Linked DNA regions of Homo sapiens: regions 1 and 3 are each linked to region 2. The links are chromatin loops, found by intact Hi-C in ENCODE. Cell type or tissue: GM12878. All regions are shown on one strand.

The links. Hi-C counts contacts between places; a loop is a spot of excess contacts. Peaks named below come from ENCODE experiments on the same cell type or tissue, not always from the same donor. Only the 100,000 strongest peaks of a DNase experiment are listed, where the experiment ranks them.
Region 1: a loop joins it to region 2, with 2.6 times the contacts of the local background. A loop is called at or near these places in 3 of 110 quality-filtered maps.
Region 3: a loop joins it to region 2, with 2.7 times the contacts of the local background. A loop is called at or near these places in 2 of 110 quality-filtered maps.

What each region holds. Positions count from the first base shown.
Region 1 is chr5:132,635,049-132,643,048 of GRCh38, reverse strand. RAD50 (RAD50 double strand break repair protein) reads right to left here. Exons shown (of 25, transcript NM_005732.4): 22 at 5,849-5,934; 23 at 4,826-4,968; 24 at 2,244-2,377; 25 at 1-871. The coding sequence ends at 685. TH2LCRR (T helper type 2 locus control region associated RNA) reads left to right here. Exons shown (of 3, transcript NR_132125.1): 2 at 767-851; 3 at 4,784-5,001. Among named protein-coding and RNA genes, the nearest start is that of TH2LCRR, 17 kb to the left of the region's middle. RefSeq lists silencers at 1,538-1,687, 7,086-7,286 and enhancers at 854-2,249, 3,351-3,430, 6,867-6,916. In GM12878, no CTCF peak of the experiment used is centred here; DNase peaks (open chromatin) are centred at 1,491, 3,128 and 6,978; H3K27ac peaks cover 3,772 bases.
Region 2 is chr5:132,522,969-132,530,968 of GRCh38, reverse strand. No RefSeq gene overlaps it. Among named protein-coding and RNA genes, the nearest start is that of IL5, 17 kb to the left of the region's middle. RefSeq lists an enhancer at 4,154-4,203. In GM12878, a CTCF peak has its summit at 4,023 (motif pointing left); DNase peaks (open chromatin) are centred at 4,048, 4,718, 4,952 and 5,518; H3K27ac peaks cover 2,224 bases.
Region 3 is chr5:132,750,149-132,758,148 of GRCh38, reverse strand. It overlaps CCNI2 (cyclin I family member 2), which reads right to left. Exons shown (of 6, transcript NM_001039780.4): 4 at 7,152-7,292; 5 at 5,953-6,183; 6 at 3,746-5,283. The coding sequence ends at 5,179. SEPTIN8 (septin 8) reads left to right here. Exons shown (of 10, transcript NM_001098811.2): 10 at 5,968-7,330. The coding sequence ends at 6,133. Among named protein-coding and RNA genes, the nearest start is that of CCNI2, 6.7 kb to the right of the region's middle. RefSeq lists an enhancer at 6,299-6,508. In GM12878, CTCF peaks have their summits at 2,960 and 4,355 (motif pointing left); DNase peaks (open chromatin) are centred at 6,498 and 7,428; H3K27ac peaks cover 726 bases.

The DNA of each region.
Region 1 (8,000 bases), 110 kb before region 2:
AGAATTTCCTCTCTGTAGAGAGAGCTCTGAGTCTGGATGACCATCTGGAAGGGATATGTAGGAGAAGAAGGTGGTGGGTACTGACTTAGATGATTACTTAAGGTTCCTGTCAAACTTTGAGACCCCATTCAACTACTTCAAATTTTAGTTGGGGAAACCAAGTCCCAGAGAGAGAGGTCACTGGATTTATAAAGTTAAAAGCAGAGCCAAACATACATCTCACCATTTCTGGTCATCCTCAGATATTAATACTCAGTTTTTCAAACCACATGCAAGGAAGTAAATTCAGAGGTAACATTTAACTATGATTTAAAAAAATACCAAAACCATAAATTTTCAAGGCAGTAATTATCTCCTTCTCAACAGTGCTTTGAGAAGAAGCATGCATTTGCACTGGGGAGGGAGGCACAGAGTCGAGTCTCGGCTGTACTGCTGAACCCTGAAGGCCTGACAGAGGCTGCCTGGAATGGGATGAAGAGCAGCAAATCAGAAACAGGCAATCTGTCCAATTTTCAGTGAAACAAGTTTCATGATTTTAGAACCTCTCAACATCCAAAATCCTAGACACAATGTTCCTTTGAAAGAATATATTTTCTTATTGACTAAGTTGATATGAGAAATAAGTTTCTTATTATACACTTTCTGAGGACCTACATTTCTATGGCATTTAAATCTTGGATATTTTTAATGAACATTGAATCCCAGGGAGCTAACACTGCATTTCACAATCTCTGAGCACTGATCGATGTTCTTTTTAATCCTGTAGAATTTCTCCACATATTCAGAACGTCCTAAAAGCTCCACAAAATCTTCATCATGAGTGATTACCAGAAGCTGGAAGTTACGCTGCTGTGAGCGACTTTTTATTATCCTGCAACAATATATTCAGAACATATTATTAGTAAAGAGCATAACCCCTTCTTTGATTTGAAAAGTCACCGCAAACCTTGTCAGACACATGAACTTGTGCTGTGTGTCAGGGCCCCAGCTACCCTGCAGGAAGTGGAGGGGTGGCCCCAGGCCTTCAGGCCAGCCAGGCAGGAGTCTCTTCTCCTCTCCAGACAGTAGGGACACATGGCCTGACTCCTCACTTAGGTCTGGCTTAGGGACTCACAGGAATACAAGAACTAGTTTCTTCCAGATCAGAAGTTCTCACTAAAGCAGGTATAAATATTTTATTGAGTTTTCCTTAATATCCAAACTGTTCAACTATAGAAGGCTTACTCCTTCGCCTGGGATTTTCCTGACCTGTTACTACTTTTCTCTGGAAGAAAAATTTAAAAGTAATAAAGACAAACTACAGGTAAGGGGAATAACACTGCTTTCTTAAGAGCTGGGTCTACTTAGAATTCTGCCACCACCAGTCACTAGATGCATCATTACTATGACACACAGGGACCTGAGTGGGTGTTCTGGGAACATTTTGCTGAGGTAACCAGCAATGTGACTGAAACCTGAAAGACTTTTTCTTTTAGCTAGCCACTTATCCCCTTCCTGGAGCTGGATGCATTTGAGGTTTCAAAAGCACTCGCCCTTACTTGTGATGATGGCTGCAGAAAGGTGGCCCTGCGCTGCTGAGCTCTCCTTCTGGCCCTCTCTGCCAGAAAGGGACTGTCTGGAGCCAGGAGTGCCTGAAACACCTCCTTTGACCTCAGGGAAACTGCCTTTTTCTCTGCCAGCATAGTCCTTATGCAAGAGCTGCTTGACAACCTTGGCGTCTACACTGACCCCAGGTGAATGTGGTAAAAGGTGTGCAATTTTACCCTCACTGGACTTTACCTAATCTCAAATAAGCTTTTTGAGTAAGAGCTCTGTCATTCCTCACAGTTCTCTGACACATGTGGAAAGCTGGGGAGACAGTCCTAAACCCACTACCACTACCTGCAGATGTCTTAGCAGGGCATGCTAATTGCTGTGCATGACATGTGGGTTCCTCTGGTAGGTTTACAGGAAAACCAGGCCAGGAACCCCTCACAGTGACTCTCTCCCTGTGAACACACTTGGGGAGCTGCAGGATGTGTCTGGGGCTGCTGTTCACCATCTAGTTCCTTTAGGAGGGATCTGAAGAATTACTATCAAAAGGTAAAGCCCAGGGCCTGGCACCAACTGGCTTCCCCAAGAAGTGGGGAACACAGCTAGAGAACGTTTTCATCACAGAACTCTCTTGGTTTTGAAGAACTATCACAACCTGTCCCCAAATGTGAGATACTTACTCAACCAGAGCATGTGCAAGAGATACTTACTCAACCAGAGCATGTGCAAGAGATTCAATGTTTTCTCGGTCAAGATTTGTTGTTGGCTCATCCAAGGCAATGATGCCACAGTTGAGGCAGAACGTTTCAGCCAGGGCCAGGCGAATGATGAGTGAGGCTAATACCTGGAAAAAAGCCCCTATGTGAGAAGCCCAGCACAGACCTTCTCATCTCATGGCAGGCAAGCAGTCCTGACATGATCTTTTCAGCAGGGAAAAGTGGGAAACGTCACAGGTTCACTGTTAGGTAAAGCACTGCCCTCTGGGAGAGCCCAGCACTGGGACCAGATTCTTATGTCCTCCAGAAGGAGAACCTGCATGATCTCAGCCTATCATTCACCACAAAACAAAATGCTCAGAACAACGCTGATGCTCTCACATAAAAAATTACATCAGCTACAACCAACTTGAGACCAAAGGCTAGAAACAGAGACAATGCCATTTATCTGTAATTTTAATAATCCTGTAAGATGAGCAACCTTAAAAATTCTTGACCTGGCTATTTGCCTGATAATGGGATCTGTTAGAAAACTTCGACACGTTTTCTAGAGCCTCTCACTTTTTCTCTGCTACCTTTAAATTTCCATATTCTTGTGTATAATCCTGAGACTGAGAGAATAAAAAAGAAAATCCTAGGTCAAAGTATCAGGAGTATAGAAATGTGGTTTCAGTTAAGCTTACCTGTAGAAAATCCAAGTAACTGGAACTGTTAGGCATTTTCGTGGTTACTAGAAACCTAATACTAAAACCCTCAGACCCACTGAAACCATCTGAGGATACAAGACACACAGAATTGAGAGAGTAGGGCTATTCTAGGAAGTATAAACTACTCTGGTGTGAGCTGTAAGTCCCCTTTCCCCCTCAGTTTGTGGGTGGGTGCGCACACATCAGTGAGTTGGTAATTTTAGAATAGTTTATGTCTTTTCTTTAATGCCTAGGCAAGCCAGAAGACAGGGCCACAGCTTGGCCCTGTGAGGGACAGGCATTTCCTTCCTGTCTTTGAATCCAAACTGCTGTCAACTCTACCACCACCCACTCACATGCAGAGCCCCTGGCTGGCTGCTAGAGCCTCAGCAAAAGCCAGTGTTAGGTAGGCTGGAGGCCCACCTCCATTATTTGTTCTCTCCCCTCACACCAAGGAGACAATTATTGCTAATTAATTTTCATAACTCAGAATAGCTACAAAAAATCTTTTTCCTCAAGATATTTTTGAAAGTATTTTTAATTCAAAGAGACCATGTTTCAAACTCTGTATTTTCTCATTTATAATTACCACTAAAAATCATCAAAGCACGTAGGGATACTGATTACAGATCACAAGTTTGTCATTTTTGTAGACTATGATTTAGACAGTAATCTGCAGATGCTTTAAATTGGGATCAGCTGTCTAGGCTGACAACATAATACATATATGCATGGCATGTTCTTTTTTTTTTTTTTTTTTGAGACGGAGTTTCGCTCTTGTTGCCTGGGCTGGAGTGCAATGGCACGATCTCGGCTCACTGCAACCTCCGCCTCCCAGGTTCAAGCAATTCTCCTGCCTCAGCCTCCCGAGTAGCTGGGATTACAGGCACATGCTACCATGCCCAGCTAATTTTTGTATTTTTAATAGAGACGGAGTTTCACCATGTTAGGCTGGTCTCGAACTCCTGACCTCAGGTGATCTGCCCGCCTCGGCCTTCCAAAGTGCTGCGATTACAGGTGTGAGACACCATGCCCAGCTGCATGGCATGTTCTTTAAGCAAAAACTGCAAACTATGAAAATGAGTTAGATAATGTAAGCATCTATTTCTATGATTTTAGAATTTTATTTAAAAAAAGTCAAGGGCCTAGAGGTGTTATCAAGTGTAATCTTCTGCCTTGATCTGAAAGCAGAAAGCTCAAGTATCTGTGACATCTTTGTTACAAACCTGTGCACAGTGAAGGATCCAGCCTTGTTCCCCAAGGATGCCATATTCCTGATTCTTTAAAACTTCATTCCTCTTCCTGATTTCCAATGTAGGCTGTCCTCACAGAGCCTTACCTGAAGCCAGATGGCCTGACCCAGCAGCTAAGTCTTTGTGTATGCTGTGGTAGGGACTTAGTTCTATGAGGGGCTACTTTCTTAATGAGACTCCTTACTATACTGGAATATTCATTCTAGCTTAAGCTAGAATCTGGTTTGCAATACTATTATGTCATTGATTCTGAAACATCTTATGGTTATAATTGCATTTTTTCATTCCTGCTGGCACATAAAATAGTGGTATGTCTTATAACTGATGAGACAGTGACCTTATTCTGATAAGGAGTGCCATGAAAACTCTAACGGGTCTTCAGCTTCTTGTTCTACATTTAGCCTATCCTGTGAGAATGCTTCAGGCCCTTCTTTTAAAAGTCTACATAATGTTGCAGGAAATGTTGGTTAGCTTCAGGAGAGTGTAATAATAGTAGCTGAGCCTGATTCATTTTATATAGCAGCAAAGAGCTTCCCACCATTCAGGTGTAGCCTTGGGTGCTTCCACTGCACTGATGTTTGTTTCTCTCTTTCAGTTACTTGGGTGAGTTGGCTCCCCAGGCTTTTGAGATACCTGCCTTTTGTCCAGCACTGCATCGTCCTCGCATATCCAAGGCTGTGTCTCCCTTCAGCATCACCACTCGGTAGTTATAATTCCGCCTTTTATCAGAAGCTGATACATTTTCATCGGCATCAGACCGTATTTCTATGTATTCAATATCTGACACAGGAAGAAGAATATTTTAGAGGAACCTATGCTCTGTAGCCTTTTGTCATTTACAAACATATCAAGTAAGCCTAGGAACAACAGATGAGGCTGACATTACCAGAGGAAAACAATGGCTGGTGTGGAAACTCTTTCTCTGGCTGGGAGGATTCAAGAGCCTGGTGGTCTGGCCAGAAGCAACCCAGATGCCCCAGTTCCTCAGCCTCAACTCTTTCTTAGTTTCCCTGTTAAGAGTTTCCTCCAGGCCAGGCGCGGTGGCTCACGCCTGTAAACCCAACACTGGGAGGCCAAGGTGGGCAGATCACCTGAGGGCAGGAGTTTGAGACCAGCCTGGCCAACATGGTGAAACCCCATCTCTACTAAGAATACAAAAAATTAGCCAGGTGTGGGAGCGCGCACCTGTAATTCCAGCTACTACTCGGGAGGCTGAGGTGGGAGAATCACCTGAACCCAGGAGGTGGAGGTTGCAGTGAGCCAAGATTGCACCACTGCGCTCCAGCCCGGGTGACAGAGAAGTGCGAGACTCCATCTGGAAAAAAAAAAAAGAAAAAGAAAAAAAAAAGAGTTTCCTCTGGATGGTTTTTCTTATTGCATTTTGGCTTATCCCTATCTACACTATGACAGAACCTATTATGTCATCAGCTAAATATAATGCCTACTGCAGTCAAATATGTAAGTCCTGTTAGGCTCTGGAACAGAAAACTTTACATTTTCTTGCTACAAGATGTTGCCAAGATAAGAATTCTTAGAAAATCTCAAAGACATGCTTAGAAAGGGGTCCAGGGAGGTAATGCTGGCATGATGAGAGGTCATAAGGGGAAGAGCTGCGGAGAGGGCTTTGGAAAGAGCATTTGTGATACACCATGGTACTCACCTTGTCCACGATAGGTACTTCGCCACAGGTCACGTATAATTTTATTGATTTCTTCCATTTTCATACTGTGAAATTTCATTATTGCTCTGGAAAAGGAAGTCATTGGTACTTCATATATATAAAAAATAATTATGTGTAATAGTAATATTAAAATACATAAAATATATAATATATAAAAAATAGAAATATAAATAACTTCCTCAATATTTTCAATGGTAAAAGTAGAATATAGTAAGAGCTACAAAAATAAACAGCAGCAAAACTTTGCTGCTTGGCTAATACTGAAAATTGGCAGGCTTATTTCTAGTGCTCCAGGGGTACCCTTCTCCATATTCACTCTCTAGGATACAACAAATACTCCTTTACGTAAATACTTAAATACTGTGAAAACTTCAGGAAACATAATTTTTTAGACTTTTTTCTTAGGCCGTGGTAACTTATTGGAGGGAATGCTTCCACTGATACTCACGGGTCACAGGAAGGCCTGCTGAATGGACGACAGGGAGTTAAAGGGTAGAAGGTTTACGGTTAGCCAAGGGGCCTGCAGTCTATGGGGAAAATAGGAGAATCGAACTGCCACCTTGTCCCTCTTCTATCACTGTTAAGGCTTACCAAAAGTCAGCTTCTTATGTTGGTTTTATTCCTCAGATCTTAGATTTTTACCAACTGGAAGCTTTGGTTCAGCGAGAATGATTTAGAAGCTTAAGCTGAACTGACATCAAAATTTTATTTTACCTTTCCTTCACAGATTCAGAAATCCTAATTCTAAATATTAACTTCCATATTTATATTCCAAATCCTAACTCTAAGCACTAAATTCCACTTAGTCCAGACATGTCCCTGTCCTCAACTCTCTTTTAAGGTAGTAGTTTCTAAACACTAAAAACAAAGAGGAGAAATGTTTGTAAAAGCAAAAGTAGCCTGTCAAAACCTAACATTGTTCCCACCACAGTCACCTTTCATCAAAAAGCCCTTAGGTTCTTTGGAAGCGGGTTTATGAACTAATAAATGTTGCACCAGTGGTAAAAAGGCAAACATTACTGCGATCATCATACAAAGGATGTGAGGATGTGAGGCGACTTACTTCCATTTGCAGGCCTCTTATCTGATGCATACAAAAAAAGAAACTGAATATAATGCTACTGCCTCTGTAGAATCATTTCGTGATCTTCTGGTTCACCAGCAAGAGAGAAAGAAATGACTCAACATAAATACATTTTAAATATCAGATGAAGGACTGTGAAGTAGTAGAAGACTGGAAAAAACCATATTCTGCTTGTTGATGAGAATGCAACAAGTCTCCATTTTCTACCTTATACATTTATCTCAGCCTAACATTTTATGCTCCTTTCAAAAGGAGACAAAACATCTAAGTATTTCCTAAAAACAAAACAAAACTGATGGAATGTTAGACCAATCATGTAAAGACTGCCTTTCCATAGCTTATATATCATGATCCTGATTTTTCAAATGACATTAAAAAAAAGTTATCTTTCCATTCAAGTTAAAAATCTTCAAAAACTAACATAAGCATTCTAATGTGGAGAACAAGCTCCAGACAAGGCAGGGGTGGCCAAGGCGCACACGTGCAGTCTGCCTTGGCTCCCTTATACAACACAGGTGGTGCATCCTGTCCCATGGCCAGGTCTGCTGAGACACAGCACTGCGGGAAAAAGATCTAGTTCAGGGAGAGGTCTCAACCCACCAAAGAGTGTGTCGGATGGAGTTGATGACTACCACTGTGGGACGGACCATTAACTCATCTTCGTATCCTCTCTGTCTACTATGGAATTTACAGCTGTACTGTGTAAGAGATGGGGATGACTAAGGTCGCTACAGTAATCTACATAAGGGAATAACAATGATAATAATGATTATTATTGATGACCATTTACCATATGCGAGACAAAACTATGCTAAATAATCAATTTCATTTAATCCTTACGACAATACTGGGAATTAGATACTGTTATCTCTATTTACCATTAACAAAACTAAGATTCAATGAAATCAGTGACTTGTTCAAGATCAGAGAAAAGTGGCTAGGATATTAACAGCCCTTGAATATGACAGTTAAAATTGAAAAGGCAGTCAAAATTCCATCTTTTAAAGCCACCAGACTCAGTTTTATGAGGGAATGTTATCAAATCTT
Region 2 (8,000 bases):
TTTACAGAAAAATGGGGAAGATAGTACAGAAAGTTCCCACGTACTCCATATCCAATTTTCCCTATTCTTAACATCTTTCTTTTTTTTTTTTTTTTTTTTTAGACGGAGTGTCCCTCTGTCACTCAGGCTAGAGTGCGGTGGCACAATCTCAGCTCACTGCAATCTCTGCCTCCCGGGTTCAAGCAATTCTCTTGCCTCAACCTAGCTGGGATTACAGGCATCCGCCACCGTGCCCTGTTAATTTTTGTATTTTCATTTTTTAGTAGAGATGGGGTTTCACCATCTTGGCCAGGCTGGTCTCGAACTCCTGATCTCATGATCCACCACCTCGGCCTCCCAAAGTTCTGGGATTACAGGTGTGAGCCACAGCACCCAGTCCTTAACATCTTACATTAGTATGCTATACATGTCACATTAATGAATCAATATGGATGCATTATTGTTAACTAAAGTCCATATCTTATTCAGATTTCTTTAGTTTTACTTACTTTTTGCAGCATGTTCTTAACAACTAAAACTTTTAAAACCCCCAAAATGGGCCAAGAGCAGTGGCTCACGCCTGTAATTCCAGAACTTTGGGAGGCCGAGGTGGGCAGATCACCTGAGGTCAGGAGTTCGAGACCAGCCTGGCCAACATGGTGAAAGCCCGTCTCTACTAAAAATACAAAAAAAAAAAAAAATTAGCTAGGCATGGTGGCACATGCCTGTAATCCCAGTTACTCGGGAGGCTGAGGCAGGAGAATCACTTGAACACAGGAAGCAGAGGTTGCAGTGAGCCGAGGCGGCACCATTGCACTCCAGCCTGGGCAACAAGAACAAAACTCCATATCATAAAAAAAAAAAAAAAAATCTGCAAAATGTCCATCAGTAATAAAATAGATAAATAAATTATGGCTTACTCATTTAGAAGATTATAGTAAAGTAAATACAGTAAATAAATAAACTACAGTTATATGTATCAACATGGATGAGTCTGAAAACATTTTGTTGACCAGTAAAAGCAAATATTAAATAAATACATCCAACATGATTCCATTTATAAAGAGGGCAAAAATAGGAAAAATGAAATCATATATAATTAGAGGATATTTATATATATAATAAAACAAGAATAACAAATAAATGATTAACCAAAAAAATAAGGATAATGGTTCCCTTTGGTGGGGAGGGACATGGAAGCTGTTGGAGGGACACCTTCATGGGGAGAGGGAATGTTCCCTTCAGTTGGGTGGTGGACACATGGGTTTTTGTTATGTTTTAAACTATACATAGAGATTGTAATTTTTTTGTATGTATGATGTTTCATAATAATAATTTTAAAGGCTCTGATCCCTGCTCTTTTCTTTCCCCTTGAAAGCAGGTTGTCTAAATAGTCCTCATCCTCCAACATTCTGGCTTAAGGGAAAAGGTGACACTTTAGAGTCAGAGCAAACAGGAACCCCAGCCCTCTGTGCCCCAACCAAAGAAATGTGATTATGTCTCTTATCATCTTCTTCAAGCCCCACCACACATCATGATGCTTCCTGTTTCTCAGAAGCTGAAAAAGGTGCTGACATAATGTAATGAGTAGAATCGAGGCAGTATACACGGATCTACCCAGAGCCATGTGTGTCACCCGAGGGGCAGGTTGGACTCTCAGCTGTGGTTGGGAACATAGGCCAAATCTCTGCCTTTAGGTGGGAAATGACCCCAAATTTGAAGATTCATGGAGCAGGGTGACTCTTGCTGTTAAGAATGAGAGACTCACCGTCATCAGCCCCAAGAGATGCCTTCTGCAACAGCGAAAAGCCACCTCTTGGCAGATCCCTTTACGTGGGTACAGCTGGACTGGGCACTGGGATCCAGCTGGGGCCTGGGAAACTGCCACACTGGCACCCCCTATTCCTCCACAGTCATCCCTCACTTGTCTGTTCATTTGGTTGTTTATTCATTCACTCAGCAAATACTCACACAGCTGCAATGTGCCAGGCACTGTTCTAAGTATTGGTGGCACAGCAGGGAGCAGGACATAGCCCTGCTCTAGCAGCATCATACACATTTAGGAGGGTCAGACAACAAACAAATAAAACAACTATAAATTGTGGTAAGTGCCTTCAGTGCAAGTAGTAGAAGCAAAACAACCCAGTGTTAAGATGCTAAAGTCAGGCTACCTGGTTTTAAGTTCTGCTTCTACTGCTACCTGCCATTGGGCAAGTTAATTAATCTTTCTAGGAGTCAGTTTTCCTTTCTATAGATTGGAAGTGATCATCAAACCTACTGAATAGGATTGATTGAAGATTTATTCTTTCCAAAAATATTTATTGAGCACCACTATGTGCCAGGCACCATGCCAGGCACTAAGGATTAATAGTGAAGGTGACAGACAAGGTTCTGCCCTCCAGGAACATACATGATAGCAGAGGAAGAGTCACTGGACAAGCAAAGGCCATGTCGGATGTGATAAGGGCTAGGGACTAACGTGATCCAGGGAGATTCAGGAAGTGCCAGGGAGAGAGGGCCACTTTATATGTCTGACAAGGTGACATTTGAGAGCTAAATGATGAAAAGGAGCCATCTATGTGAAAGCCTGGGGGCTGGCGATAGTTAAACAGAGGGACAGCAAGTGTGAAAGTATAGTAGCAGGAATGAAGTTGGTGTGGTTGAAGAACAGCAGGAAGACAGATGGCTGGAGCACATTAGCAGGGAGGTAGGAGATGAGGCTAGGGAGGGAAGAGAGGGCTCATGCAGACTCATGCAGGCCAGAGAAAGGACTTTGCATTTCATTCTAGTAATGGGAAGTCCCTGAGGGTTTAAAGCAGAGGAGGGTCAGATGACTTACTTTTTTTTTTGAGACAGGGTCTCACTCTGTCATCCAGGCTGGATTGCAGTGGCACCATCACAGCTCACTGCAGCGTCAACCTCCTGGGCTCAGGTGATCCTCCCATCTCAGTCTCCTGGGTAGCTGGCACTATAGGCATGTGCCACCACGCCAGGCTAATTTTTGTATTTTTTGTAGAGATGGGATTTCTCCATGTTTCCTAGGCTGGTCTCAAACTTCTGGGCTCAAGCAATCTGCCTATGTTGGCCTCCCAAAGTGCTGGGATTACAGGTGTGTGCCACTGCACCCGGCAACTTACATTTTTAAAAGATCTCTAGCTTTTGTGTGGGCACAGATTAGGTTGTAATGTTCGACCAGAGAAACAAGTTAGGATGCTATTGCTCCATGGTGAGTGACATGGTTATACAGGGTGAATGGTGCAGGGTGGGCTGGAGGAGAAGACAGAATCCTACAGTGCAGGGCATTGTAGTGGGCATCTGATCTCTCTCTTCTCCCACCTCTATGCAGCTGCTTCTCTCTCCTCAGAATCCAGACCCAAATTTTACCTTCTGCTGGGAAAGCCTTCCTTCCCTATTTTTTGTTTGCAGGTGGCGGGGGCTCCCTGGACCTGGGATTCCCACGTTCTTCCTCCTAACTTGCTGCCTCGTGGCCCTAGACCCCTCTTGTGTAACACAGACATCAGTCAGGCTCTCTCAGGCTCCTAAGACCTGGACGACAGGCTCAAGCTCCTATTTGCTCACGTGCAAGTGGAAAGCTTTTGCCAGGGTGTTTGCAAGTTCCCTTGTGCATGACTGTGCATGACTAGCACTGACTCTCTCCTGATACAGCATGGTTAGATCTGTGTGTGGCTCATCAGGACATTCAAAAAGTAATGCCCCTGTTCTGCACCCCACAGAAGGCAGTCCTTTCCACTGAGTCCCATTCACACAGCCAAGCTGACCATCACCCGGATCTGCCTGTGGCAGAAGCAACTTCAAAGTGAGCGCTAGTGCTCCTATTCTTGAAGTCCTGTGGTCACGCTACAGTGATAGAACTTCTTCTTCTTCACCCCCTTTCCATTCTGTCTGCAGCTTTGTGCCATCTTGCCAGTTCCCCCTCTCTCTTCACCCAATTGCAGTTTATTTCTAATACACAGAGCAATTTCTGTAGCCCTTTTGTAACAATTCATTGCTCACCTATGGACCCAAGATCTCAGCTTCCTACCTCCCTCTAGTGGCTGATGCAGGTATTTCCAAAAAAAAAGTCCTAGAGCAGGATCCTGGCTGGCCACACGGCTGTCCAGTGCTGCTCCTGCCCACAAGGTTCTAAGAGGTTAAGGCTTGACATATCAGAAAAGGAAAGGAAGCCTGTGTGACACAGAAGCCTGGGTTGAGGGAGGCTACGCTCTGTGTACTGTCCCCGGGCAGAGGCGGTTTTCTGGGTCACCTGCATGTCCCAACACCGGCCTCTGGTGGTCGGCAGATGTTAATCCTAAAACCCTTCTGTCCCCACCTCAGAGGTGAAGTACCTGTGCACTAGCCTTCCCCGTCTGGGTCCCCCAAGGCCCCCACACTGGGCGCACAGGGTACAGGGAGGAGCCAAGCCCTCTGCTCCAGTTCTGCCTTCTGCGCAGGAGCCCTTTGACTTCTGGGAGTCAACCCCAGCTCACCCAACAAGGAGATAGGGCAGGTGGGAGACACCCTAAGCTCAGAAGGCCTACAGGAGATGGAGAGCACCCATCCTCCACCTCTACTCCTTCTCCAGACCACTCCACACCTCGCAGCTTCTTGCTCCTCACCCTCGCATTTGGCCCAGTGGGCACCAAGAACAAGACAGGGTGACTGGCTAAGCTGGGGCCAAACTCACTGACAGAATTGGAATTGTGTCAAAACACCACTTTTATGTCCTCACCTTTCAGGCCTGCATCAGTGTGAGCTCTGCAGAGAAAGGGGCCTGTCTTACTGAACCCTCAGATCCCAGCACGCTGCTGTCCTATGGAGGCATCCATGCATATCAGCAGCAGAATGAATGGATGGAGGGAGGAATGAATGTAATGAATGCTGCTCCTTCACTGCCACCTGCCTTCTCACCCTGCCCCTCGAGGGCAGAATACTATGGCTTTTCTTTTCTTCTTCTTCTTCTTCTTTTTTTTTTTTGATGAGGTCTTGTTCTGTTCCCAGGCTGGAGTGCAGCAGTGTGAACAGATGCATGGCTCACCGCATCCTCCACCTCCCAGACTCAAGTGATCCTCCTTCCTCAGCCTCCCAAGCAGCTGGGAACAAAAGTGTGTGCCACTATACCTGGCTAATTTTTTAGCTTTTGTAGAAGGGTCTCACTATGTTACCCAGGCTGGTCTCAAACTCCTGGCTTCAAGCCATCCTCCCACCTTGGCCTTCCAAAGTGTTGGGATTACAGGCGAGAGCCACTGTGCCTGGCTTGCTATGGCTTTTTAGAGTTTCTCACCCAATTACCTCCTCTACTCAATTTCTAGCTCCCATTTTTGGTTCCTCCATGGCCTTTGTCCCCCAAATCTGCCCTTGTTGTCAGAGCACTGGACTAGGAGTCAGGAGTACCAGGTTTGTCATCAGTTAGCCCTTTGTGTCTCATGGCCCCATCTGTAAACTGGAATGGGGTTTTCTCTTGATCTCAGGATGTAAGTGGGATGGAAAAGTGCCCAATCTCACTTAAGACTGTGGTTTCCTGACCCAGAGTTTCAGTTCTGTCTTTTCTTTTTCAGTATCAGGAGTGTTACATGCCTGTTATCCTAAACACACACTCACACTCATAAAGGTATAAAACTGAGTCCTCCCAGAAGTATTATCTGTCAGTTGGGTATCTGTTGTTATGTTACAGATGATTCCTTCACTCCTTACACCAACCCTGGCAGTTGGGTATGTGGATTACCCATGTGTATTAGTTCATTCTCACACTGCTATAAAGACATACCCAAGACTGGACAATTTATAAAGGAAAGAGGCTTAATTGACTCACAGTTACACATGGCTGGGGAGGCCTCAAGAAACAATCATGGAAGAAGCCAAGAGAGAAGCAAAGGCACGTCTTACATGGCAGCAGACCAGAGAGACCGCAAATGGGCGAAACTGGAACAGCCCCTTATAAAACCATCAGATCTCGTGAGAACTCACTTACTATCACGAGAACAGCATGGGGGAAACCTCCCTCTGATCCAATCACCTCCCACCAGGTTCCACCCTCCACAGGTGAGGATTATGGGAATTACAATTCAAGATGAGATTTGGGTGGGGGCACAGAGCCAAACCATATCACCATGTTTCATATGAAGAAAGTGGGAATTAGAGAGGCCAAGGAACTTGCCCAAGGTCACATGCTGGGAATGGTAGGCTGCGGTACCGCAGGAAGACATAAGATGAAATGCATGAAGAACATTCTGAAAAAAGTGAAATTTTCTCCAGTGCTTGGCTTTATCGTGAGCTGATCTTGTGATTTCTGTCACTCAGGCTGTGGATGCAAGTTAAAAAGCATCAGCTGTAACCAGTCACAGGAGGATTTCTGAGTTGGGCTGGGGTAGGGGAGAGAGATTTCTGCTTTGGGTCCCCATAGTTTCTGTAACTCTGGTTTAGTTTCCTTGTCACTGGATCCTGCATTCCTTGAGGGCAGCCATTGTATTTTATCTTTCAGCTTTACTAAAGTATATGAAAAGCCGGGCATGCTAAAGTGTACAATTCAATAAGTTTAGAATGTGTATTCACCTGTGAAACTATCAGAACAATCAAGATACTGAACACATTAATCACCTCCAAAATGTCCTCATGCCTTCCAGCAATCCCTTCTTCCCAGGCAATCACTGACCTCGTTTCCGTCACTATAGATTAGTTGGCATTTTCTAGAATTTTATAAAAATGGAATCATAGTCTAGTTTCTTTCTTTCTTTCTTTTCTTTTCTTTTCTTTTTTTTTTTTAAGAGTCTTGTTCTGTTGCCCAGGCTGGTGTGCAGTGGCGCAATGTTGGCTCACTGCAACCTCTGTCTCCCGGGTTCAAGCAATTGTCCTGCCTCAGCCTCCCGAGTATCTAGGATTACAGGCGCGTGCCACCATGCCTGGCTAATTTTTGTATTTTTAGTAGAGACAGGGTTTTGCCATGTTGTCTAGACTGGTCTCAAACCCCTGACCTCAGGTGATTAGCCTGCCTCGGCCTCCCAAAGTGCTGGGATTACAGGCGTGAGCCACCGTGCCCGGCCAGCCTGCCTTCATTGACTTGGAATAATTATTTTGAGACGTATCCATGTTGTTGCATATATCAAAACTTTATTCCTTATTTGGTTTATTATATTTTTAACATATAGTAAAAATAACATCCTTTGGTGAACAGTTCTACAAATGTATAGATTTGTGTAACCACCACAATCAAGATACAGGGCAGTTGCATTAACCCAAAAAACTCTCTCATGCTATCCCTTTGTAGTCCTACTTCCCTCTACCCAGTACCGCGACAACCACTGAACTGTTTTCCACGAATATAGTTTTGTTCTCTCAGGAATATCATATTAATGAGACTGACTTTTTTACTCATCATAATGACTTTGGAAGTCTCCCAAATTGTGTGCTTGCTCCTTTTTTGCTGAGTAGTATTCCAATGCATGGATGTATTACAATTTGTTTATCCATTGGTTGAATGATATTTGGGTTGCTTCCAGTATTTGACAATTAGGAATAGAGCTGCTATACACATTCTTACAGGTATTTGTGTTATCATATATTTTTATTTCTCTAAAATAAATACCTGGAGTAGGACTGCTGGATCACATAGTAAGTGTATGTTTATAAGAAACTGCCAAATTGTTTTCTAACGTGACTGCCAGCCTGGTGCGGTGGCTCACACCTGTAATCCCAGCACTTTGGGAGGCCGAGGCAGGTGGATCACCACTTTGAACTCAAGAGTTCAAGACCAGCCTGGGCAATACGGCAAAACTCCGCCTCTACAAAAAAATACAAAAATTAGCCAGGCATGGTGGTTCATGCCTGTGGTCCCAGCTACTCAGGACACTAAGGCTGGAGGATCCTTTGAGCCTGGGAAGTGGCAGCTGCAGTGAGCCAAGATCAGCCTGGCTAAGTGAGACTGTATCTCAAAAAAAAAAAAAAAAAAAAAAAAAGGGACTGCCATTTTGCATTTCCATCTGTAATGCGTGAGAGCTCCAGTTGCTCCATAGCCTTGGCCTTGCCAA
Region 3 (8,000 bases), 230 kb before region 2:
ATGACAGTGTTTGGCATTTCTTTATGGATGGAATTGGAACATGAACAAGACCATGTCCAGCGTTTTTACTGTGAATGTAAATGGAACAGCAGCCCAAAGCTGTTGTCTGTGCCCCAGAGGTGCTACCTGTAGACAGGGACCAACTCCATGTGTGTGTGTTAAGTGTTTGACTCCAATTAAGACTCCCAAGCAAATCCTGCATATTCCAAATGTAAAGAGTACTCAGTGGGAAAAAGGTTGTTACCTCAAAGTCATTGCTTCTTTCCTGGCTGGGTCACAGGGTGAAGAGATGAAGGTGTCTGATGTATATAGACAATTAGGGAAAAATGAGCGGCAAAGGAGCTTTCCCCTTCAGCTGCACTCTAAAGGGGAACATTTTAAGGAAGTACTAGCAGCTTTGACTCTTCTATGCTCCTGTTGGTTTACAAGCCACCAAGAATGTCAGTGTTGAGAATACGGCCTGGTAAAATGGGAGATGTAAAATGACTAAATGAAAGGAAGGGTAGTTTTAATGTTGAAGCACCGTGCTGGGCACTGGAGCTACCCAGAGGAATGCACAACGCTCCCCTCAAGGAGCTCACAGTCTAGCCTACTCCCTGGCTGGAAGCCTCAGGAAGACGTGCTAATTTATTGTGGAATTGGTAGTTTGCTTTTCATGCCCCTGTCTTCCTTCTCATGACCATTTCCCCCTTTCTGTCTGGCTTGCATTATTGATTTCCAGGACCAAGTCCTGGCTTCCTCCTGCCTTCCTGAGATGATGTTCTGCTCAGGGAGAAGTGGAGGGGTGAGCTGTGTGTGTCCACCGAGGCACGGCCAGGAAGAGGCAGCCTTTACCTGTGAGGGGCTCCATGCTCCAGCAGCAGAGCAGGTTCTAGTGACAATTCAACTTTTTATGCTATGACCAGGGGTGGATCTAAATTTTATGGGGCTGAAAGCTTGAATTATTTAGAAAGACTTCTTTAAGAAAAACAATGTTAATATAAAATTAGGTACAGGGTCTTGGAAGGGGCCCTGAAGATTAAGCTTCCTTAGCGTCACAATAAGTCCGTATCTGGTTGCAATTGAAAACTGATGCTTCAGTGAGGGTATCTAAAAAGGTAAACTGGCATATCCAGGGCAAATGTGGGCTGCCAATGGCTCATCTCTAGGGTAATTTTATGTCTGAAAGTGTATGCAGTTGGGTCAGAGCATGACCTTTAAGATAGCCTCTCTCAGCTAACATATTTATGAAGATGAGGCCTGGTGACCCAGCAGGTTCATTGGATACATAAGAAATGAGAATTCCTGGTTCATGGGCCAACCTAGGACTCTGGAGTATGCAGACTTGGCCATTCGTCCATTGTGGCCTGCGGGTCGCACCCCAGGCATACTGAAAGGCCATACTCGTGGCTGGCTGCCTGCGGGCCTAAGCCTTCCCAGGATCTTCAGGACACTTGACAGACTTGTGTTTTCTGGTCTGAGCTGCCTCCACAGGTCCCTCCAGCAAGCCTCACTGCACCTCTCCCCTGCTGTTTGTGTTTGGAATTTTGTCTTCTTTAGCTGAGACCAAATTAAACCTTGGTGCATAAAGTGAGCTTAAAACTTGCCACTGTTTAGTAAGTTAGCCCCCATAGAATGTGACCCTGTCTGCAGAGTCTCATTTACCCCTCTTTTTCTCATTGTCATTTGTTGGCTTTATTAGGGCTGTCTTACAGGATCATGTTGGCATTTACTATCATGTCTTTATCATAAACCATGTTTGTTTGAGGTAGAAGAATCACCATATAATTCGTTGCCCAAATTGGGACTATTGAGAGAGAAAGGGGATGCTATTAATTACACCAGATCAAAAGGCATAAACCAGACCTGTCCCAGGCCGATGTGGAAATATGTTCTTTCTAGTTGTGGGTACCCTGATCTAGGTGGTTTGTAATTGTGCATTACTGACTGCATATGTTTGTGTATGTGTAAATGTGGGCTCCCTGTTAAGTGGGGCTCATGGATACGAGGCCTGAGGAAGTGTGGCTTGCTAGTCTGTTACGTTAACATGCTTTTCTAAAATTGCTTCACGTGTTAATTCATTTACTCCTGCATTCATTGACTGTTTTTGTTCTTTTCCATTCACTTTGTACTTATTTTTTTCATTAAATTTTGCATTTATTTTGAGTTTTTGTGGTGTCTTTTTTGGGCAGTAGCTTTTCTGATTTAACGTTTCCTGAGCCCATTAATCTGCTACAACTGTGGTAAAATACAGCTTGTCTGTTCTTTGAATTTTGTGGAGGTTGATCTACTTCTGTAGGAATTGTTTTAATAGGAAACCCTGCTACAGACATCTGTGAAAGGCTCTTGCATAGGTGGGGGATGGAGGGAAGAGTCACAGGAAAGTTACAGGAAGGTAAAGGGGCAGCCTGTGGTCCATGAATCTTTATTGGTTAACTGGGTGCAGGACATGAGAAAAGGGGCACCTGCCCTTGAGGAGTGTTCCTCCTTAACACAAAGGCTTGCCACGGGACTACTAATATTCGAGTGCCAGGACTGCTCGGAACCATATTACATGCATTAACTCCTCTAATCCTCATCCTAATCCTATGATTAGGGACCATTCATCCCCATTTTATAGCTGAAGCACAGAGGTTTAAGTAATTACCCAAGGTTACATGGCAAGTAACTGGAGAAGTTGAGATTTGAACGCTGGTAGTCTGTACCCTTAAATCCTGAGCTACACCTGCTCCTTGGCATCTCAATGGAATGATGGAAGAGTAGTGAAAGTGTGGCTAGTGTTAAAGTACACAGCCTGATGGTGTGGGCTGGTGGACCTGAGACTGTTTTTTAGAGGTAGAAAGCCCTAGGGGACAGGCAAAAGTGGCTGAGGAAGAGCAGACTGGTGAAAAGAAGTGATAAAAAGTATGTGGGTTTGTTTTTTAAGGAGCTTTCTCCATTGAGCACTAGGTAGGTTTGGGAAGACCAAAATGAGAAAATGGGGACCCCTGCAGGGAGAGTGGTATGAACACATCCCTAATGCAGGCATAGCTCAGCTCTACTTGTGCAGGCAGCAGGGAGGCAAAGTAAAGTATTCACCAAGCTTTGAAGGACAGAGACTCTCCAGGAAGCCAGGGGGAGGAGGGCCTCCTAGGTGGTGGAAACATCATCAAATGACTTGGCTCATTCATTTCAGGGAAGTACTGTTTGGACAAGTTTAAGACAGGTCTATGATGCTCCCCCTGCCCTGTTCCTCCCTGAGCCCACCTACCTTTCTTTCTGCCATAGCATCTGCCTCTGAGCTTTTTCCATCTCCATTTTCTTCAGCCTCATTCCTTCACCAATCCCTGCCTTTCAATAGCTGGGGTCAAAAGGAAAATAGATTGTATCCATATTTCTCCCTGAGAAATGTTTCCCAATCTCTGAGTTGAGGTGGGATAGGAGTTCCTAATGTCAGAAAAGAATATTAGAGGGAAGTAGGATGGGACCTGGGGCCCCACGGCAAGCTTGAAAAGCACATAAGATTTTTAAAAATCCACGAGTGGGACTTCGGCAATACAAAAGTGAGCTTCCCTATAGAAGAGTTCTATCATTTATAGAAAGCCAGAGCAGAAGGTTGTCTCTTACCCCAGTCCTAGGACTCACATGTCTACCCTCTGCTTTCTCCAAGAGGTTTGAGTTGGATCAGCTCTCAGAATCCAGCTCACATCCATAGCCACCTGGTTAAGCAGCAGATGTCTTCCAGCAGTTCCCCTAAAGCCTGGGATGCCTAAACTGGTATGGGCCCTCAGGATGTCCTTCTGCCTCATGCACTGTGGTCCCACTTACACTGGAAGGAAGGAGGCAGAGGGCACTCAACGGCCACCACTGGAAGCTGTGAGCAGCATGGCCTCAGCATCTCCATCTGTAAAATGGGTTCTGGACTAGAGGAGAGTTCTTGATATGACCTAGGAGATAGTGTTCCAAATGTATCTGACTCTCGCAAGGCTAAATGCATGGTAGCTCAAAATAAGACTCATACAGGATCGGAAGCAATTAAAGTGTAATTTTAACGAAAGCACCAACAAGCAAAAGTGTGTCAAGAAAAAATACAGATGTATACTAACTCTATAATATAGACAATTATAGTATATCTGGCCCTTGACCACTTTGCACCTAGTAAATCTTTCCCCTCCCACCCCATGGCTTAGCACATTTACACAAACACACCAAAAAAAAAAAAAAAAAAAAAAAACCATAGTTCACAGTGGAAGACTTCACAAACCACCTCTGAATGTGTGGCTCAGTCATTCATGCCCCCAACACAACTTACACAGCCCCAGCTGGCATCTTTGTCAGCTGCACTCCCCTGCTTAGAGAATGGCTCTGTGGTAGCACAGCATGAGAGAGGCAGCCGGCTCCTCCTCCTGGCAGCACTGTGGTTGGAGCAGGCTTGGCCTCAGAACCTGCTCATCCCAACAGAAAGCATTCAGAGCTGTGCCTCCCATCACAGGTGTTAGCCTATAATACCCATTCATTAGCACAAAATCCCTCTAGTTAAACTAATAACTGAAACCACTTTGCTTAAGAGTAACAAAGGAAAGATATGCCTAAAGCTTGCTCAAGTTACATTAAACAAAGCATACTTTATAATCCAGTCCTTGTAAAGGGAAGACATAAGTCATAGCCATGGTTGGGTAAATGCATCTGCAGAGACTGTCCCATGTGAGGAGTGGCAGGCAGGGTAGTTGGGACTGGAAGCACCACATATGTGTTTGGGATAAGCCTGGGAAGTTGGAAGGACCTGGCCAGCTCTGGCAGGTAGAGCAGCAAGAACTGGTCAGAGCTAGCCCCAGCCCTTCAGCCCTGAGCCAGGCCTGCCTCTTGGTTTCATATTCCAGCGCTCCCAGGGGCCAATGCCAACCCTTGCTGGAGAAGGAAGGTAAAACAAGCTGCCATTTGAACATTCATTCATACTCCCTGGCTTCAGGCCCAGAGGAGAAAAAGGGAAGACAGGGTCATAGTCTATCAGACCACCCTGACCTCTACTGACCTCAGCCTGCCTTTCCCCTCTCCCCTTTATTTTTTTTCCAAGGGCTCAGTTGGGAACTTTTTCTCAGTTGCTCTTCCAGAGCCACCTTCCCTTTTTACAGGATTCATAACAAGCCAAAGAACTCATGGTAGTCCAAGCAAGGAGGTTTCACACTATGCTCTGAAAGCCCCGGGGTGGAGGCAGAGGGGCTAGTTGGCAGGTGACACAAAGTTGTCTGTGCAGGAGGATGACTGAAGACTTCTCAGTTGCTGCATTACAAGTTCCTTGCAGCAGCTGTACTGCATATCACCAACCTGTATTAGAATAGAGTGGCCATCTTCAAGCAGAACCATCATACATTCTAAGAAATTGGCAATTGAGTGCCAAAATGTTAGCATGAAGCAAGTTCAGGAAGGTCCAACCACCCAACTAAGGACCACTAATCCTACCATCTCAGGGACATCCATTTCCAACCTCAGTAAAGTTGTCATTAGTCTAACTATGCATTCCATCCTAACCTATCTGTTCTGAGGGATTCTGACACACCCCTCTCCTCCTTGTGCCCCCACAATGCTTGCCTCATGGTACCCCTGTACCTGGTACCACACACTCATACAAAGGAGAGGTGAAGGAGTTTAGAATTTATGCTCCTCAGTATTAAGCTCAGGGTTGCTTCCTCCTAAGCCAGACATACCCCTGACTCCCCACAGTCCTCTTGGCTACAAGGGCTCCCATTGAGATAAAGATTCTCTCACTCTCAGAGACCACCCCCATTGGTCCAGTGAAGGGAACACATGTCCCATCTCAAGTGCATAGAGCGTGACCAAGTGTGGAAAGCCTAGCCTTTGGGCAGACTCTTTCCAGGGTTATGGCCAGAACATTTTCCAGAGGCTACAAGGGCAAAGGGTACCCCTTTGGGGTCAGAGTGTGTCAGCTAAAGGGGCAAAACACAGAGCCTGGTCTGGGGCAAAGTTGATGTCTACCTGTGCTTTCTTTAGCAGATCAGATATAGGAGCACACCAGCCGGGCATGAGCCTCTCCAGCTCTAAGGTGATGATGACCAAGGCCAGTGTGGAGCCCTTGAACTGCAGCAGCTGGTGGCCCGCCATACAGTGCTGCAGCTGCCTGGTCAGGGATGCGACGTGGAGGGAAGGATTCCTCTGAGGCAGCAGCTCCAACACATGGGGCCAGCTCAGGACCACCAGGGCATGGAACTGGAGACCATGGTTTTTAATGTTAGAACAGAAAACGCCATACTTTTCCTATATCAATGATCAAAAGTGCAAACAATTTAAATTTCCATCAGGGAACATCAAATGTTGCCCAACCCTTTTCATTCCTATCCATGGCTCCGTAAGGGGCTTGAGGCTTAATGCCCATCCTGTGGCCAAGCTGAGCTTCCACTCCGGGACCAAAAAAAAAAAAAAGTCTGCTTTGTGACATCATCGTTATGAGCGGAAAGTACCTAGATGACAATGTTTCCATTCTGAAAAATAGAAACATACTATTCAAGACCAAGGTAGCAGAAAAGTTACTTGTATCTGCTTATCATAAGACGAAACTCTGCAACTTGGCAACGGTGGCCAGTTTTCGTAATGAAACAGTCTTTAGTAATTTAATCTTCATGCTTCATAACAAACCAAAACCCCATGAGATTTCCACATTGCATAATTTTGCCTTACTAACAGAATCATATCCTTAAGGATGACCATCATTCCCCCAACTAAAACAAATACAAACTAATGTATGATATTTTTTTAAGTGCCAGATCAATATGGTCTAAAGCTTCAATAAGGATTGTGTGTAGGTGAATAAAGACAGCTAAGTGAATGTGTGTAAAGTGTAGCAAAAGCAGACAGATATTTATGTACAGTATTCATAGAATGGAAAGTTAAATATTTTTGCAGTGTGTATTTAAAAGAGAAACTCACCATAATAGTGCCGTCTAAAAATCTTTGTAAAGTTAATTTAATGTCCTTTAGAAGTGGGAGTCTGGTGGAACTGTGTTGGATTTAAGATACCTTTTCACTCTTCCGTATGTCATGAGCCTTGTGCGTCACCTCACTGTGGTGCATGTGCAAGGGCGTGTGCACGCCTGTGCTTTGCCATCCCATGTTGTAAACAGCTGTTCCAAAGGCACAAACGAGTTTAGGGTAGACTCTGTAAACACCTCCTTACTCACTATAGTCAAGAAGTCCAGCGGCGTCCCAATATAGAGGTCCCAGTGCAGTCTGTCCAGAATAGCCAGCTCCATCCTCAGCAGCTCATTCGGGGAATAGTCAGAGCCATAGTGCTTTGTGAAGTCTTTTACTTGTGGAATAAACTGTAAAAAGAAAATAAAGAGGCCAAAGCCCTACATCATGTCATAGTAGCTTTTGTTTTCTTACCCATGGGGACTGGGCATTCATGACCTTAGTGGAGTTGTCTTCCTGTGGCCTGCCACAGAAAATGCTTCTGAAAGAAATACTAAACCAGATCTTGGCTATCTGTCAAATCCTCAGGTAGTTATGTAGTGAACATCACATGGTCCCCCTCTGAAACCGGGTCTTGATCCCCCAGCTGCATGCTAGCTCATACCCAAAGGTGCTTTGGAGGCTGGGGCTGTGCCATCTCCCCTGTTCAGCTGCAAGAACTCACCCCAAGCTTTCCAGGAGCCATGGGTTCTGCCTCTCCCTATTCCTGATCCCTACCGTGGGTACTGGGCATAGAGAAAAAAACTATGCTTTTGAGCTTCCTAGTCTGTACCAGACACATTGATAAAACCTCCTATGGGTTTTTTAGCATCGCAACTGCAAACACATTTCCTTCAACCTTGATTGAAGGTGGTTCAGTTCTGGAAAAACTATGGCTTTTCCCACAGAGGGACTAATGAGGCTTGTCTATGAGTAAACATTTGAGTACCAAGTACATTAAAGGCTTGATCCTATGTTTTTAGATAAACAGAAGTATTACTATAACCTCCAGAAAAAGGGTCACTTGATTTTTAGTTGGACAAAAGCAACTTGGGCATTAATTCTATTCTAATAAACAG